Regions from separate parts of the Mus musculus genome. Here region 1 is linked to region 2. A link is a loop called in an ENCODE intact Hi-C map of the cell type or tissue named here. Cell type or tissue: heart. All regions are shown on one strand. Region 1 holds the start of Zfp60 (zinc finger protein 60). Region 2 holds the start of Zfp626 (zinc finger protein 626).

Region 1 (8,000 bases), 72 kb before region 2:
ACCCCTCCCATACCCATTTCTTGAGAAGTCAATCCCTACAGGCCAAGCATTCAAATATGAGTCTAGGGGACCATCCCTAGTCTAAACACCACACACAAGAACATGAAACTACTCAGCTATAAGATATATGCAGAAGACCTAGGTCAGACCTCTATAGCTTTTCTGATCTCTCAAGTTCCCATGAGTCTCAGTTGACTGTGAGCTGGATTTGCTTGGTGTGTCTCTAACCCCTTTGATTTCTCCAATTCTTCCTCCCCCTCCTCTGCAGGACTCTCTGAGTTCTACCTAGCATTTGACTATGGGACTCTGCATCTATTCCCATCAGTAGCTGGATGAATTCTCTCTGGTCTTATTGATGAAGACTCTGCTAGGCTACAGTCAGTTGCTTAAATTTTTCTCATAGACCTACTTTTAATATAGCTCTTAATCTCTTTGACCTCTCTTCTAGCCCAATACCTACCCCAGGTAGTGGAAGAGAAAGGTTATTAGGGGGACTGGAGAGATGGCTCAGCAGTTAAGAGCACTGACTGCTCTTCCAAAGATCCTGAGTTCAAATCCCAGCAAACACATGGTGGCTCACAACCATCCATAAGGAGACCTGACACCCTCTTCTGGTGTGTCTGAAGACAGCTACAGTGTCCTTAGATATAATAATAAATCTTGAAAAAGAAAAGAAAGGTGATTAGGAATGTGGGAGAAGTGGACCTGTTTATAAATTGTTCTTTGGAGCAAATCCCATCTCTGTTGTCGGGAAAGCAGTAGTTCAGTTTACAGGAATCGGGAGCAGCCACTCAGCAGCTCCATCCACTCACAAACACTCCACGAATACACCAGCAGTCCAGCTCAGCAGCGTTGGCATAGCAAACATGAATCAGCAGAAACAGCCAGGTCTGCAATGCATTGTTGGTCTTTAGTCTTGGCTGATCGTCGTTTCTTTGAGTCACTAGGAGCAGCCAGGATCAACAGGGGTGCCAGGAGAAGGTCTGTGTTGTGCCTCTCTCAAAGAATTGAAGATCAGTCAAGACTAGAGACCAACAATGCATTGCAGAGCTAGCTGGGCAAGACCCTGTCACTGTCTGTTGGGTCCAAACATCTCCAAACATCATGCGTCCTCCACGGGTCTTGCCTCACACCCATGTTCCTTAGCACATGAGTCTGTTTTAGCAAAACTCGAAGTGAGTCTGTATCAGCTGACATCACTCTGCTAATTGGCCTGAGTCCTTGGAAGTGGCAAGAAGCTGCCAGAACACCACCAGGAGTCTTGGTGCGTATCTCTCTATGGAGTAATGACAGATGGAGCTTAGCTATGCAGTGTAAGGTGAGACAATACATGCGTGTTGCTAGGGAAGAATCCTTCATCACATGTCCTTTCGGGTGCTTGCTTTAGCAAAAACTCCTTTCACCTGTATCTGCTTCAGAAAAACACTCCTTCATGTGTTTGCCCCAGCCAATCACCATCCTACACAACTGATTTTTCAAAGAAACCATAAGTTTCCACTTATTAGTCCCAGAACATTCTGCAGGCAGGACAAACTGTAGGTCTTTTGGTTTGCCACACAAACCATTATGAACCAATGTGGTCTACAAAGTGAGTTCCTGGATGGCCAGAGCTGTTACACAGAGAAACTGTCTTGAAAACAAAACAAAACAAAACAAAACAAACTGAACTTCATTTGATGAATTGCTACTTTGTCATCAATGGCAATGTTCTTTGTCCCCCAATCTGCCTCAACTTTAAAATCAATCTAATTCTTCTTTTGACTATTGTGAGGATGGTCACTTTGTTTTGTTTGTCTTTTGTTACAAGGTTTCTTCGTGTAGAGACTGCTGGTTCTGTAGACCAGGCTGGCCTTGAACTCTTAGAAATCTGGTATTAAAGGCATGTGCCACCACTGCCCGCCTGAGGATGGTCACTTTTAATCAGCTAGAGTATTTATCAACGTATTTTCTGTAGTTAACATCTGGTTGAGACTGACTTATTTCAAATCTAATCTGTCTATACTGTAGGCGTTTAGATCATTTACAAAGCGTCTAATATGTTTAGTGGTCCTAATAGGATTATCATTAACCTTGACACTAGTTTTCTCTCATGTTCTGGAAAAATATGTGTAAATATAAATAATAAATAAATGTGGTTTTGAAAGCTCATGTTGAAAGACTCCGAGAGGAGCCCCTTGCTCAGGCCTCAGGACAATAGCGGACACCCAAGAACTCACAAGAGACCAAGCTTGATGCAAACCACATGAGGCTTTATTCGGGGAAAGCCAGAGCTCTGGGGACGACTCATATCCCACGCAGGGGTAGAGGAGTCGACCCCAAGGGGAAAGAGGTCCCAGTTTTTATAGGCCCTCAGGGGGGGAAGGAGAAGGGGGAAGTAGGGGATTTCCAGATCTAAACAATGTTTATTCTCAAGAAATGGGTATGGGAGGGGTCCAAGGGAAGAGTCTGGTGCAGGTGTAGGAACTCTAGATTGGCCGGGCTGTTGTTGCTGGGGAGATTTTCTGACTCTTTTTCAGCAACCAATATCACAAACACCTGGCAATGGGCTTCATCAGTGGGCACACACATGGGTTCAAGGAACGGTCAAAACATTGGCAGACACACGGGTTCAAGGAGTGGCCAGAGCATTGTGCACCTCTATTTTTCTAAATCAGTGAAGCTAGTTCTGCTAACAGTGACATCTATCTTGCCAATTTCAGGGCTTGTGTGACCTTTTACATTCTGTCAGGATCTTTCAATGTCATGTTACACTAAGTACGTTTTCCCTACATAAACAAGGCATACGTCGGTGGTTGTTTACATACGTCGGTGGTTGTTTAGATACTTCCACATGCTAGTCATTCACCTTTCAAAATGGGCGCAGTTCTGTTGATATTTATCCAACTAGTCCTCACTCACGTTTTCCTATCTAGATAACAGGGACACTGACTCTCTGAACATCTGGCTGTCTGAAATCGCTGATATAAACTACCACGTTTAAAACCAACCAATTCTTTAGTTCAGTGTCTTCCAATCTACCATAGTCCCTACTAGAGCACAGCAGGTGGAATCCCTCTTGGTGCAAAGTGTAACCACGCCAGTTATATCCGGATTTGATCACGCTTCCTATTCTGTCCGGGGGTGGGGTGGGGGGTCTGGGAGACAGAACACGACGTCTCCCACAAACCACTGGCATAGCTCTCAGATGGCCTGGCCTAAGTTGTGTGCAGTGATCTCTCTGAACTACAGACCGCTAGGCTTCATCGAGTTGAGCACTCGGCACTACATTTCCCAGGGGCTACCGCGGCGGAAGTAAAGCAACTTCCGGTGCCCTGGCGGCGCTATAGCGGACGGTCGGGTCTTTCTGGTCTGAGTAGGGAATTGCTTTGTGTCTTCGGTCTCTGCAGAGTAAGGCCGGGAGTCCGGGTGTGGGTGTGGACGGTGGGGTGGATGGATGTTGATGCGTGTGTGAGTGTTTAGGGACGGTGCTGTGTGTGCGCGCGCGCGTCTCTGCGTACGCACCTTGAGCTATTTGCATTATCACCGTGCTTGTCGCTTTCTCTCGCGGCCACCAGCAGAGGACCAAGCTTCACTGAGGAGAGGTGAGGGGCGGAGTCTGAAGGGAAGCTTTCCCTGTGGTTCAGATTGAGCTTTGTGACGAGCATTTGAGGCCGAAAGTGCCTCCGAGGGTGGCCTACTGGCCTTTTCTCAGAGCTCTAGCCGTGTGAGTGTCGAGGGAAGAGAGGGGAAATGCTCACTGGGGATGCTCTCAAATGTAATCTAGGCTTACTCAGATGTAATCTAGGCTTACTCAGGCTCCCTGCGCAGGCCATTATTCAAAAGGAGGGCTGGAGGAGCGTGAGATCGTTGTTGCTACCCACCGAAGGCTCAAGGGCGAGTTTGCGCTTTCTCTCTGTGCGAGAAATGAGGGTTTTATGTTTAGAATATGGAATTGTCAGTAAATGAAGAAGGAACGTGTAAATTGATACCGCCATCATTGTGTCCCTTACATTGTCCCTCCCCTTTCCAGTTAGTATTCACATTATCGTTTCAATGACCCTTGACATCTTCTGTCTACAATCACTCCCCCCACCTCACCGACCATGTTATAGATAGGAACCGACAGAGGTTAACAAAAGGGCTTTCAAACTCCGATGTGCTAAATCGATTTCTATTTGGATGGTGTCACACGTCAGATGGCCTTAGATCTTCTTACAGGTCTTCATTTCAAAGCAGCGGAAGAGTGGAGGTTTTTGTTTTCTAGTAGATTTTGAGATTGGGAAAGTGGTAGGCTCTCTCCCCCTCCCCTCCCCTCCCCTCCATCTGGGTTGGAGTCTTGGTTCTGTCCCCTCAGGCTCTCCAGGCCTGTCAGGAACCTTAGGATGCCTGTGGTGAAGCCTGTTAGTGCAGTGCCGCCATATCCTAAGGGCCTGGTGTGCTTTAGTTGTTGCTCTGTGAGGCCATCTTGGGTTCATTCCACTCAGTGTTCTGCAGGACAAGGGAGTGTGAGAAACAATGCGATTGCTGGTGGATGTTTAAGAAAGCCACTCAAACAGAAAAGCTAGGCTTTGTGGGGTACAACGAGGCAGAAAGAAGCAGGAAGGGCAATGTGAATTCTGTAGCAGCTTGATCCCCATAACACGTTTCAGGCCAGCTGGCCTACACAGTGAGAACCTATTTCAAAAACAAGGAAGGTGAATATACCATAGAGCAGAGTGTTTTTCCAAATGTTGCGACGAACTGTTTGTATTGTGTAAATCTGTACCGTATTTATGTCCTTTGGGATGACTTAATCTAACTCACATTTTTGGAGTGAGTACACTTAATGTCCACCCTCTCTGTCTTTTCAAAACCATCCATCGAAGTCCATGTTTCATGACACATCTCTGAGCTTCTGTCCGGTAGCTGGAATTCTGTAGCCCTTGATCATCATCCTCCCATCTCTCTCCCTTATGGATCTGCGTCTCCCACTCTTGACGCCTCCGCCACTCAAACCCCACCAACCAGCATCTTGCTGTTCCTAGGAGAAAACAGCTTCAGATTCTACATGACTGAGACCATGGGTATCTGTCATTGTTTAAAGATGAAGTATTTGTCTTCAAAGTTACGTATGTTGGGTTATGTGTCCATGACCACAGGTGCCCCCCCCCCCCGGAAACCAGAGCTATAGGCTTCCCTGCAGCTTGGGTTCCAGGCACTGTAGCTGTCAGGAGACTGAACTCTGTCCTCTGCAAAAGCCATAGCGGCTCTCAGCCCCTGAGCCATCCCCATCCCCCGTGCTTGCCTTCCTCTTTAGCGTATTGCATGTGTGCATCCATATTGTAGTAAATGATTCACTGTGCGTGAGCCCCATCCTCCATGTGCTTGGTCCATTCGTCTGCTGGTGAGGTCGCGTATCACTGCTATGGAAATGATGCTGGAAGAGCGGTGGGAGTGTAAATGTCTCTTGCAGATACTGATGTTATTTCCTTTGTGTGTATTCCCCTCAGCCGTGGGATCCATGGATCAGTGTGAGGTCTGTTTGTAATTGAAAATCTGCCACATTGTTTTCTGCAATGACTGTGAAGTTACATTTCCTCCATGATGTTCTTTTTCTTCTATATTCTCTACATTATGTTTTGTTTTCTGATAATGGTCAGTGTTTTTAAAAAGATTCATATTCATTATTCTCTCTCTCTCTCTCTCTCTCTCTCTTCCTGAGTGTTGTGCCTACATAACCTATGGCTCCTTGTGCATACCTGGTCGTGTAGGTGATCCGAAGAGTGTGTCAAATCCCTTGAAATTGGAGTTAGAACTGGTTGTGAACCACCATGTGGGTGCTGGGAACCCTAGCCTCTGCAAGAGCAACAAGCACTCTAAACAAACCTCTTTGCTAAGTCTCTGGGCTGCTGTAACTGACACTCTTAATGGGCTTGAGGTGGCCTCTCTTTGTGATTTTAATGACTCTCATTCTGATGCTAATTTTTCATATAACTATTAATAGGCCATATTGATGTTCTGTTTGGGTAAGTGTCTATTTCCAGCTTGCCTGTTCCTTAACGAGGAAGTTTCCCAGTCACTGAGTTGTCTGCATTCCTGATGAAGCTGCTGTGCAGGAGTTTAGCTGTCCCCTCCTAGTCCGATGCAGTTTGCAGTTATTCCCTCCCGGTCTCTAGATTATCCTGGTACCATGTTGATTGTTTCCTTGGTGGTGTAAAGGTTTTTAGTTTGATACAAATGGTCGTATTTGTCCATTTTGCTTCTGTTGCTTGTGTTTTTAGAGTAATGCCCAATATGTCCACTGTCCTGGAGGCTTCCCTGTATGTTTCTTCCTAGTGGTGTCAGTTCGTAAATTTTAATCTGTTTTGGGTTGACTTTTGCATGTGGAGTGACTGAAGGTCTAGTGTCATTCTCATGAACGTTAATATTGACTTTTTGCCAGCTCTTCTGATTATAGATGCTGCCTTGGAGCTCATGTAGACCAGGTTGGCTGAGGACTTTGAACAAGCTCCCTGTCTCTGCCTCCCCAGAGCTAGAATTATAGACCTCAGCCACCATATCCAGCAGGACTTCCTGTACTGTTAGCAATGGTCTTTGGGATCACAAACTTTATGAAGCATTGGCAGTTATAAGTGTCACAAGGTCACAGACTAACTATCAAAATGTGGGCAGGGAGATGGCTTGAGTTATCCTATTTCTTCTCAAATGATTTATGATTGACAGTAAGAAATGAGGAGGGCTGGTGAGATGGCTCAGTTGAGTGGGTAAGAGCACCCGGCAGCTCTTAGCTCTTCTGAAGGTCCGGAGTTCAAATCCCAACAACCACATGATGGCTCACAACCATCCGTAATGATCTGACGCCCTCTTCTGGTGTGTCTGAAGACAGCGACAGTGTACTTACATATAATAAATAAATAAATAAATAAATAAATCTTTAAAAAAAATGAGGAAACTTTCTCAAAAGGGTTACCGGATGTGACAGGAATAGATGTTGTGGAAAGTCTCAGGTATTTTAGGCTCATTTAACCCTCTACACCATTTTAACAGCTCTCTTGCTCTAGCCAATTGTATACTTGTTTTTGCCGCAGTAACTTTACTGGCTGTAAATGTACTTTGGCTTACTTGTTTAAGGTTGGGAAACCAAATGGTAGAGAAAAAGCTGTATTTATTGTGAGGATGCATAAAAAAAACCCTTAACGTAAAGAAATGTAGCTTAAACAGAAGGGGAACGGTAGCAGAGCCATCGTGTCAGCATGAGTTCCAGTGACTGACAGCGCCTAGGCTTTAAAGTAGCCTTTTCTCAGTGATTTTTTTTTCTGACATTTTATGGGCTTGTTCTTTTGGCAGTCTTAGAATCTTTTCATAACGTAGTTTCAAGACATTCCTGACAAACCAGGAAGTCTCATGGCTGAATGTTGCTTAGGGATAAGTCTTTCAAGACAACTCATCAGATACTCTGATATTCAGAAATTGACCTGCTCAAAGTGCCGTTGTGTGACAATAAAGAGCTTCAAGGAAGCTGGCAGCATTCAGTCCTTGGGAGGCTGACTCGCTGCTGCTGAGAAGGCTAAATTCATCCTGCAGTGTCTCTTTTCTTTGATAACTCCACCCATACGACTCAGAACACAAAGAGGTGCACTTCTTGCAGGCACCGAACTGCGCAGTCCCAGCCCTCTTATGGGAAGATGGGGGTGGAGACAAGAGAATCTCTGGCAGGCTGGCTAGCCTAGTGTACACAAAGGGAAGGAAGGATAAAGATAGAAGGAAAATTTGTGTGTGAATACTGTGGGAATATAAAATGTAAAATTTCATAAGATTATTAGATGTGTATTGAGATTGGGCATGGAGATGCATGGCTGCTGTGGAGTTCAGGGCCAGCCTGATACACACAAGATTCTGTTTCAAAAATAGAACTAAACAAACAACCCCACAGTGGATTGCACCAAGGCTTAGACCTGTTGGCTGGAGCACTGGGTCCCCATTTGGTGATGACTGCTCCCTGGTGCAGCATCTTAGGGAGGTCTGAGGGTTGTGTGTGCGGC
Region 2 (8,000 bases):
GGGACTCCTCTTAGTACTCTTTTGTCTCGCTGTGTCACAGAGAGCCTGTAGCTTTGGATCTGTAGGAACAGCCTAATCATGCGCTCCAGCAGTTCATCAATGGGTTAGATGTCAGGGTGAGCCAAGTCAAAACCCTGGATTTGGGCCTGAGAGGTATCTGAGCTGGTCTGCCTGCTGGCCCTCCTGCTTTCATGTCCACAGGGCCTGCTTACAAGCCACTCTACACCCCCACCCCCACCCCACGCCCCGAGCCCTGGTAACTGCCAATATTGTAGCTGGCTAGGGACATGGCCCCTGGACTTGCCTCACAAATTTACCTGCAGTATTGCTCAGACATCCGGCCCTTTTCTCTGGAAATCTCAAGGTGTAGAGACTTATGTGGTAATAGGTAATATACAAGGCCCCATGGGGTTGTTTAGAACTTCACCTCCTGCTGAGCAGGGAAACACCAGGCAGAAGCCAGGCCAGCCTTGGAAACCAGAGCCCTGTGAGCTGAAGACAGAGCTTGCTGTCCTCTGGACCGGCCACTGATACATTCTTGTCTACTCATATAGAAAAGCCATGATCCATGCTGTCTCATTGAGCTTTCATCTGACATCACAAGCCTCGTTCAGGACTCTTCCCTTTCTGTGTATATTTTCTAGGTCAGAGGAGCGTGGTTCCCATTGCCTTTACATCTTAATTCCTGGACCACTTCTGTTAGCATTCTGTAACAACAAAAACAAAACAAAACAAACACAAACACAAACCCATCCTTTGCTGCCACCCTAACACATTAGCTTTCATTCTTCACTTTTTTTGGGTTTTTACATCACCCTTTTAACCTACCCATATGAATGGTCCTGACATGCTTAATTTGGATTCCCACACCCAACAACACACCCAGATAATTTCATTTGGTTGTTGTTTTAAAAAACAAAGTCCTGGCTTGAAGAGATGGCTCAGCGGTTAAGAGCACTGGCTGCTCTTCCAGAGGTCCTGGCAAGGACATAATGGCTCACTTCCATCTATAATGGGATCTGATGCCCTCTTCTGGCATGCAGGTGTACATGCAGATAGAGCACTCATACAAATAAATCTTAAAAAATAGAATAAAATAAAATCCCCAAAGTTCATTTACCCATGAAGACTTAGGAGCCAGATGCTGGGTTGAAGGTCTCCTAGCTCTGAGAGCTGGTGCGAGCACCCAGCTATCCTTTCTACTCCACCAATGTCCCCGAAGGAAAAAGCGATTTCTTCTTCTCCATGCTGTCTTAAATACCCTTTTACTCAATGCCCCTCCTTTCTGCTTTCTTAGGTTAACTCCCTGTCATCTTATTGGTTGTTCTGCCTCTTGATCTAGGGTTGACTTTACTTTTAGCTTTTGGATTAGAGGTGTGTGCTAGGGCTGAGCCACACCACAAGGTTTTTCCAGGTCACAATCTTGAGGCTCATAATGTGATCAAATATCCTGGAACATCTGCTTAGACTCTCAACCCCACACCAGGTTGCCTATTCTGGTGACCCTGAATATGGTCCACTTCATCACTTGGAACATCTATCTATTTGATTCTGGTCTCTTGTACTATACCATACTTTGCATGAAAATTGGACAAATGAAATATCTGAATGAAGATGGCAAACTAACCCACCAAGAGGGACATTTGGATTATGTGTGTGTTTATGTGTGTGTGGTCTCTGCACATGAGTGTGGGTGCTTACAGATTCCAAAAGATGACACTGGATCTCCAGGAGATGAAGTGACAGGCAGTTGAGAGCCTTTCAGTATGAGTGCTAGGAACCAAACTGGGGTCCTATATAAGAGCAGTGCTCACTCTCAAATGCTGATCCAGTCTGCAGCCCCACTTTTCTTTCTTCCTCCTTCTAACTTTCTATGTTGCTTGCTTGCTTGCTTGCTTGCTTGCTTGCTTGCTTGCTTGCTTGCTTTGCAAGACAGGTCTCATCCTGTAGCTCAGGCTGATCTTGAACTCCTGGCTCTCTTGCCTCACTCTTTCCAGCTCTGGGATGCTGGGATTGCAGGTTCTTCCATATCCAGCTAAATAGGTTGTTCTTTCATTGCGTATAAGGAAGAACTTGCAGAGAATACAGTTTTCTCCAATGCAGCCTCACTGGGTATATCCACCATACCCGAGGACAGGCCACATGCCCAGAAATAATTGGCCAACACAAAATAAACTCAGTGGCATTTGTGTGGACCTTTTGCTTCATTTTGTGTTGTTTTGGTATTTTAGTTTCTGTCCTATAGGTCATAAAGCCTTATTCACTTGTATGCATCTGCATGTACACCACTTCCCACACACATCTAAACAGGCACACTACACTCACATAAAAACTAGAAGAAAAGAAGATGAAGAAGGGAATGAACAGCACTCTCTCAGTAAGTGGCATTGTCACAGGCCACCCAGAACCTCATGGGATTTAAAGAGATTTCAGCATAGATTGGGACGAAAGGCAGTAACCCAGGCCCATTGATTACTATAGGCATACTTAATAGTCATTAGATTGAGAATAAAACAAACCAGAAAGCTTTGCATAAGCAGTCATCTGGGTGTGGAGAGGGACTCCTTGCCTATGGTCTCTACTTTAGTAATCAGACCGTGAAGTATCTTAAAAATAGATGTAATCTTTAATTTTTAAAAGTTCAGTAGAAAATATATAAAGTTTTAGTTTTACCAAAAAAGAAAGCATTTAAGAAAAGAAAGCTTTAATTAAAAGCATCTCTAGATAATAGGCATTTCTGCTATAGGTGTGTGTCTACAGGAACACCCTTCATTTAAATGCTTCCTGGAGTTCCGACATGAGGACTGTATTTCCCAGGGTCCACTGCGCCGGAAGTAAGGGATCCAATTCCAGTGTCGTGCGTGAGCAGCCTGATTCCATTAAAGGTTGTCTCCATTTTGATTCTGACAGCTTTCACAGTTGATTTGCTGTGCAATTTGACTAGGCACTGTTGCTGTTCTGGGTTTGTTCCATCAGTTATTGAGATTGAAAACATTTGTTTGTGACAGTGGATTTGGCTGATATTCCTCATTGTTTGAGCAGGCTTTTCCCTCCATGTTTGAAATATGCTATTAGGAGTATGCTTGGAATATGTATTAATTCTTAGACAGGGTTTCACTGTGTAGTCCTAGCTGGCATCATTCTCACAGACATCCACCTGGCTGTGCCTCCCCACTGCTGGGATTAAAAGCATTTGGTACCACACCCAGCCAAATTTATTTTCAATAGATTAATTACCTACCCTCTGGTAATTAACATTACCCTTTGGTAGTGTTGTGTGTCCCCAGTGTGCCTCAATTATCAAATCAACTTGACTCTTCTTTTAACTATTATTACTATTATTAGGATGGTCACTTTTTTTTTTCTTTTTCTTCTTCTTTTTTTTTTTTTTTTTTTTGGGTTTTTTGTTTTGTTTTGTTTTGTTTTTTTGAGACAGGGTTTCTCTGTATTGCCCTGGCTCTCCTGGAACTCACTTTTTAGACCAGGCTGGCCTCGAACTCAGAAATCCACCTGCCTCTGCCTCTGGAGTGCTGGGATTAAAGGCGTGCGCCACCACGCCCGGCTGGATGATCACTTTAATTTGCTAGTGTATTTAACTTTAACATATTTTACTAGTTAATACATGGTTGGGTCTGACTTGTTGTCAAATCTCATCTGACAACCTATACTTTAACGTTTGGACCATTTTTAATAAATACATTTAATATGATTAATGGTCTTAGTAGGAACGTCTATTATCTTGAAATTTGTTTTCTATCATGCTCTGGAATGAAAAAGTTGTGCGTAAATATAAGAAGAAACACAAGTGATTTTGGAAGTTTAACAGTGTCATGTTAAAACAAAAATAGGTGTTTCCTACAAAAATGAAGCCTACTTGTGTATTTAGAATCCCTTTATGCGCTACTCATTCATTCTTCAAGATGGGGTAAATGACTGTCTCTCGGACACAGTTCTGTTGATACACAGCCACGGTTTTTTGTTTGTTTGTTTGTTTTAAATCTAAATTAACAGGGATACTGAAGCCAGGGAGGGTCCAGAACATCTGTCTCCTTGAAATCGCTGATGTAGACTTCCCACGTGTTAAACCAACCAATTCTTTAGTTCGGTTTTCAAATTTACCATAGTCCCTAACGGAGCACAATGAGGGTGAATCCCACTCAGTGGGGCTCAGGCAAAGCGGAATCAAGTCATTTACATCCCGACCTGACCTTACTTCCTAATCTGCATTTAAAACTTGGGCTCCTCTGTCCTCCACAGAAGAGAAAATCAGTTACGCTCAGAACCTGGAAGTATCTTTTGAACACAAATCAGGGAGCTTCAAAGCCTGCGCCCTTTTGCAAAGTCCCTGAAACCACCCTGCGCAGCTCCCAGGTGGACTGCTCCAAGTAGCAGGACCGGAGCTCCTTGAACTTCAGAGTACCGTGCTTCCTGGAGTTCCGTCGCCAGGACTGTATTTCCCAGGGTCCACCGCGCCGGAAGTAAGGGATCCAATTCCGGTGTCGTGCGTGGGCACCGCGGAAATTGACATTTATGGTCGTTGAAGAAACCAGTTTGGTCTAAGTCTTCACAGAGTAAGGCCGGACTCATCGGGCTGGGTGTGGGTGTGGAGGGTGGTGTGGGGGTGCTGATATATGAGTGAGTGTGTGTGTATGTCTGTGTGTCTGTGTATATATACCTGCATTATTTGTGTCTCTGTGCTTGTCGCTTTCTGCCCCGTCGTTTTTTTGTTTTTGTTTTTGTTTTTTCCTTGGCCACTGGGACTACACAGAGGACCAAACTTCAGTAAGGAGAGGTCAGGTGCGGAGTCTGCCAGAGGTTCAGAGGAGCTTGAGACGAGCATTTGAGGCTGGAAGTGCCTCCGAGGGTCGCCTGGGAGGGCAGCTACTTGCTGAGTTCCACGATTTTCTCAGAGCTGTAGCCATTGTGAGTGTTGAGGGAAGTGAAGGAAAGTGCTCACTGAGGATGCTCTCGGATATAGTCTGAGATCTCGTGCTTACTCAGGCTCCCCGAGTAGACAGTTATTCCAAAGGAGGGCTCGAGACCCATGAGAACATTATTGCTTCCTAAGATTCAACAGCGAGTTTGCTCTTTTTTTTTTTTTTTTTTTTTTTTTTTGGTTTTTTGAGACAGGGTTTCTCTGTGTAGCTCTGGCTGTCCTGGAACTCACTTTGTAGACCAGGCTGGCCTCGAACTCAGAAATCCGCCTGCCTCTGCCTCCCAAGTGCTGGGATTAAAGGCGTGCGCCACCACGCCCGGCTGCGAGTTTGCTCTTAATGTTTGAGAAATGAGGTTGAAGTTTTAGAATATGTAATTGTCACTACATGAAGAAGGAATGTGCAGATTCATACCTCCACCATTGCGTCCCCTCATTGTTTCTTCCCTTTCCACTTAGTATTCATAGTATCGTTTCAGTGACCCTTGACTTGTTTACAGTCACGACCTCTTAAGATGTTATAGACAGGAACCTTCAGAGGTTAGTGTTAGGGTTTTTGTTGTTGTTGTTGTTTGTGTGTATGTGTGTTTGTTTTGTTTTGGTATTAGTACAGTATGATATTTTGGATTCTATGTGTGCTCTGGAATGACTAAATTCATAACAGTTTTGTAGTGAATACACTTACTGCCTACTCTCTTAGTCTTTACAAACTATTAGTCATGTCACCGTGTTTCACAACGTACCTCTTGAGTGTCTGCTGTGTGGCTGACATTTTATTGTCCTTGACCACCTTCTTCCCAGCTCTCTTCATTATGGATCTGCATCTCCCACTCTCCACCCCGATGCTGCACATCCAGCCTCCGCCACTCAAACCCCAGTAACCGGCATCTTACTGTTCCTAGGAGAAAACAGCTTCAAGACTCTACATGAGTGAGGTTGTGTAATTCAGAGCTTATATTTGCCAACAAACTTTAAGCACTGTAGCTGGGCAGATTCTCATCTATATGGCTGCCTACCACCCAGCCATGTGCCCTGCTACTTGTCACCTTGGTCCTGTCTCTGCTCCACCAGTGTTCTCATGGTGACTCCCCTGGTGACTTGCTCATAGATCCCGTCCTTGCCCTATCTGTCTCTCTGTACCTCTGCTTGGAACATCCTGACTGCTTCCTCTCTCCTGCCCATCTGTTGGGCAGATTAGCTCTTTATTAACCAATTAGAGTTGAAGGAAAACAGTTTTACACAACATTAAGGTCGGGCCAATTAATGATGGCAGTGCTAATGTCCAGACTGTAACCAATCTCTGGGCACAGAAATCACCATCAGAGTACACAGTGTACAGAACCATTCCCCAACATAGATGAGGGAAGGTTCTCAGGAGAGTGGTCCATGGTGCACAGTCCCATTCACTAACAGTGGGCACAGAATGCTGGACGCTGCCTGAGCACTGCAGCCCCTCCAGCCTTGCTGTGCTTCAGCCCTGAGTTTACACAGGAGGGGCCACCTGGATGCTGTGAGCCCCTGTGAGCCTTGATAGGTGGGGTTCCAGTGTGAAGATCTGAGATCTGCTCACAGTAGGAGGAGCGGCCCAGGTGCAGGGCGAGCTGGATCTCAGAGTGGAAGATGGCTCCCTTCTGCTGGCCTCTTCTGGAGGAGTTCAAGGCAGACATGTTTGTGCCCTGCACTCCCACACTGCCCCCTTGGCAGTGGGTTGTCTGGGTTAGGGGGGGATCGGCTTTGTGTAGACTCCTATGTGCTTCCAATTTGTGTGTGGGAGGCTGTGAGTGGTGGGAGGGGAGAGAGTGAGTGGGGAGGCTTGAGAAATAAATGTAGTCGATGACATCACAGTGACAGAAGTCAGCCTGGGAACATCAAGTCACAATGCAGTGAATGGCTTTCTTTTTGTCCCCCAGGGGAGGAAGCCTGAAGAAGAATGGCCAGCTCCAGTTCTCAAGACATGGTCTGTGTAAGTTGTTTTTCTCTCTTTGACATAGGGCGACTTTCAGATTAGGTGACTCCTGCCCTCTTTCCCTCTTGAAGCTTCCCAAGGATCCGGATTCCCCCAGCCCAGTCTGCCCCTTTCCAGTGAGGGCTGGCAGGTCTGAGCACTTCCTGTCTGTGCCTCTTCCCAGCGTGCACTGCGGTTGTCTTTGAATGCGTTCCTCCACGTGTGCTCTCTGCTTGGTCTGTGCTCAGGGAGGACTGTCCCTGCAGTGGAGGTGACAGTCCCACAGGGAAACAGGGGCCTTGAGGGCTTCAGAGCTTTGAGGGGATGGTCTCATCGACTGCCCTGGGAAACCTGATTGGCATCTGAGGTGTTGTCAGGCTGATGACACAGTTTGTGTGGATGAATGTCCCCTGTGGGTGTGTGATGAGGTGACCTGCTCGAGGAGGCTTTAGGAGGGAGAGAGTTGAGGTATCAGAGGGAAAGGTCATCCAGGCTGTGATAGGGAGGTGATTGTAGTCTCCAGAGTTAGGGAAGGCCTGAGACACATTGTCACCTGGAAAGGTTTTTGATTTTTTTTTAATGGAACAAAAGATTAAACATAATATTCACATAATGTGGACTCCTACATAGTAAATTCATGGAATCTTACATAGTGTACAAAATCATTCTCACGACAAAACAATCTTAATGACATCATGTGATAGTATAATAAACTCAAGGACTCACAGCATTCCTTATGTGTTTTACCCTGACCCCAGGTGACATTTCCCTTCTGTGGGTATAACCTGAGGGAAGTGGGTGGAGTGGAGAGGCACAGTTATTGGCTATGTAGGTGGGCACAGTCGTCCTTTATGGGGGCCTCATGCAGTCAGGTGCCTTGAACATTTCCTTATGGCTCCCTTCCCACACTTGATTCCTTTCCCTTCTGGTTTCCATCTTGAAAGCTTCCCCAGTTTCACTCTCCTTGTGTTTGCTCTTTCAGGGGTCAGTGACATTTAGGGATGTGGCTGTTGACTTCTCTCAGGAGGAGTGGGCCTTCCTGGATGCTACTCAGAAGGTCTTATACAGGGACATGATGTTGGAGACCTACAGCAACCTGGTCGCAGTGGGTAAGCCTGTGCT

The links. A loop is a pair of places that touch in the nucleus more often than their neighbours do. Peaks named below come from ENCODE experiments on the same cell type or tissue, not always from the same donor. Only the 100,000 strongest peaks of a DNase experiment are listed, where the experiment ranks them.
Region 1: it touches region 2 in a loop (9-fold over the local background); 12 of 42 quality-filtered maps call a loop at or near these places.

The regions. Positions count from the first base shown.
Region 1 is chr7:27,728,084-27,736,083 of GRCm38, forward strand. It overlaps Zfp60 (zinc finger protein 60), which reads left to right and starts at 3,326. Exons shown (of 5, transcript NM_029531.2): 1 at 3,326-3,387. In heart, CTCF peaks have their summits at 3,334 and 3,534; a DNase peak (open chromatin) is centred at 3,438; H3K4me3 peaks cover 1,820 bases; H3K27ac peaks cover 1,728 bases.
Region 2 is chr7:27,800,341-27,808,340 of GRCm38, forward strand. It overlaps Zfp626 (zinc finger protein 626), which reads left to right and starts at 6,856. Exons shown (of 4, transcript NM_027703.1): 1 at 6,856-6,896; 2 at 7,861-7,987. The coding sequence starts at 6,864. In heart, a CTCF peak has its summit at 1,042 (motif pointing left); a DNase peak (open chromatin) is centred at 4,471; H3K4me3 peaks cover 1,422 bases; H3K27ac peaks cover 2,007 bases.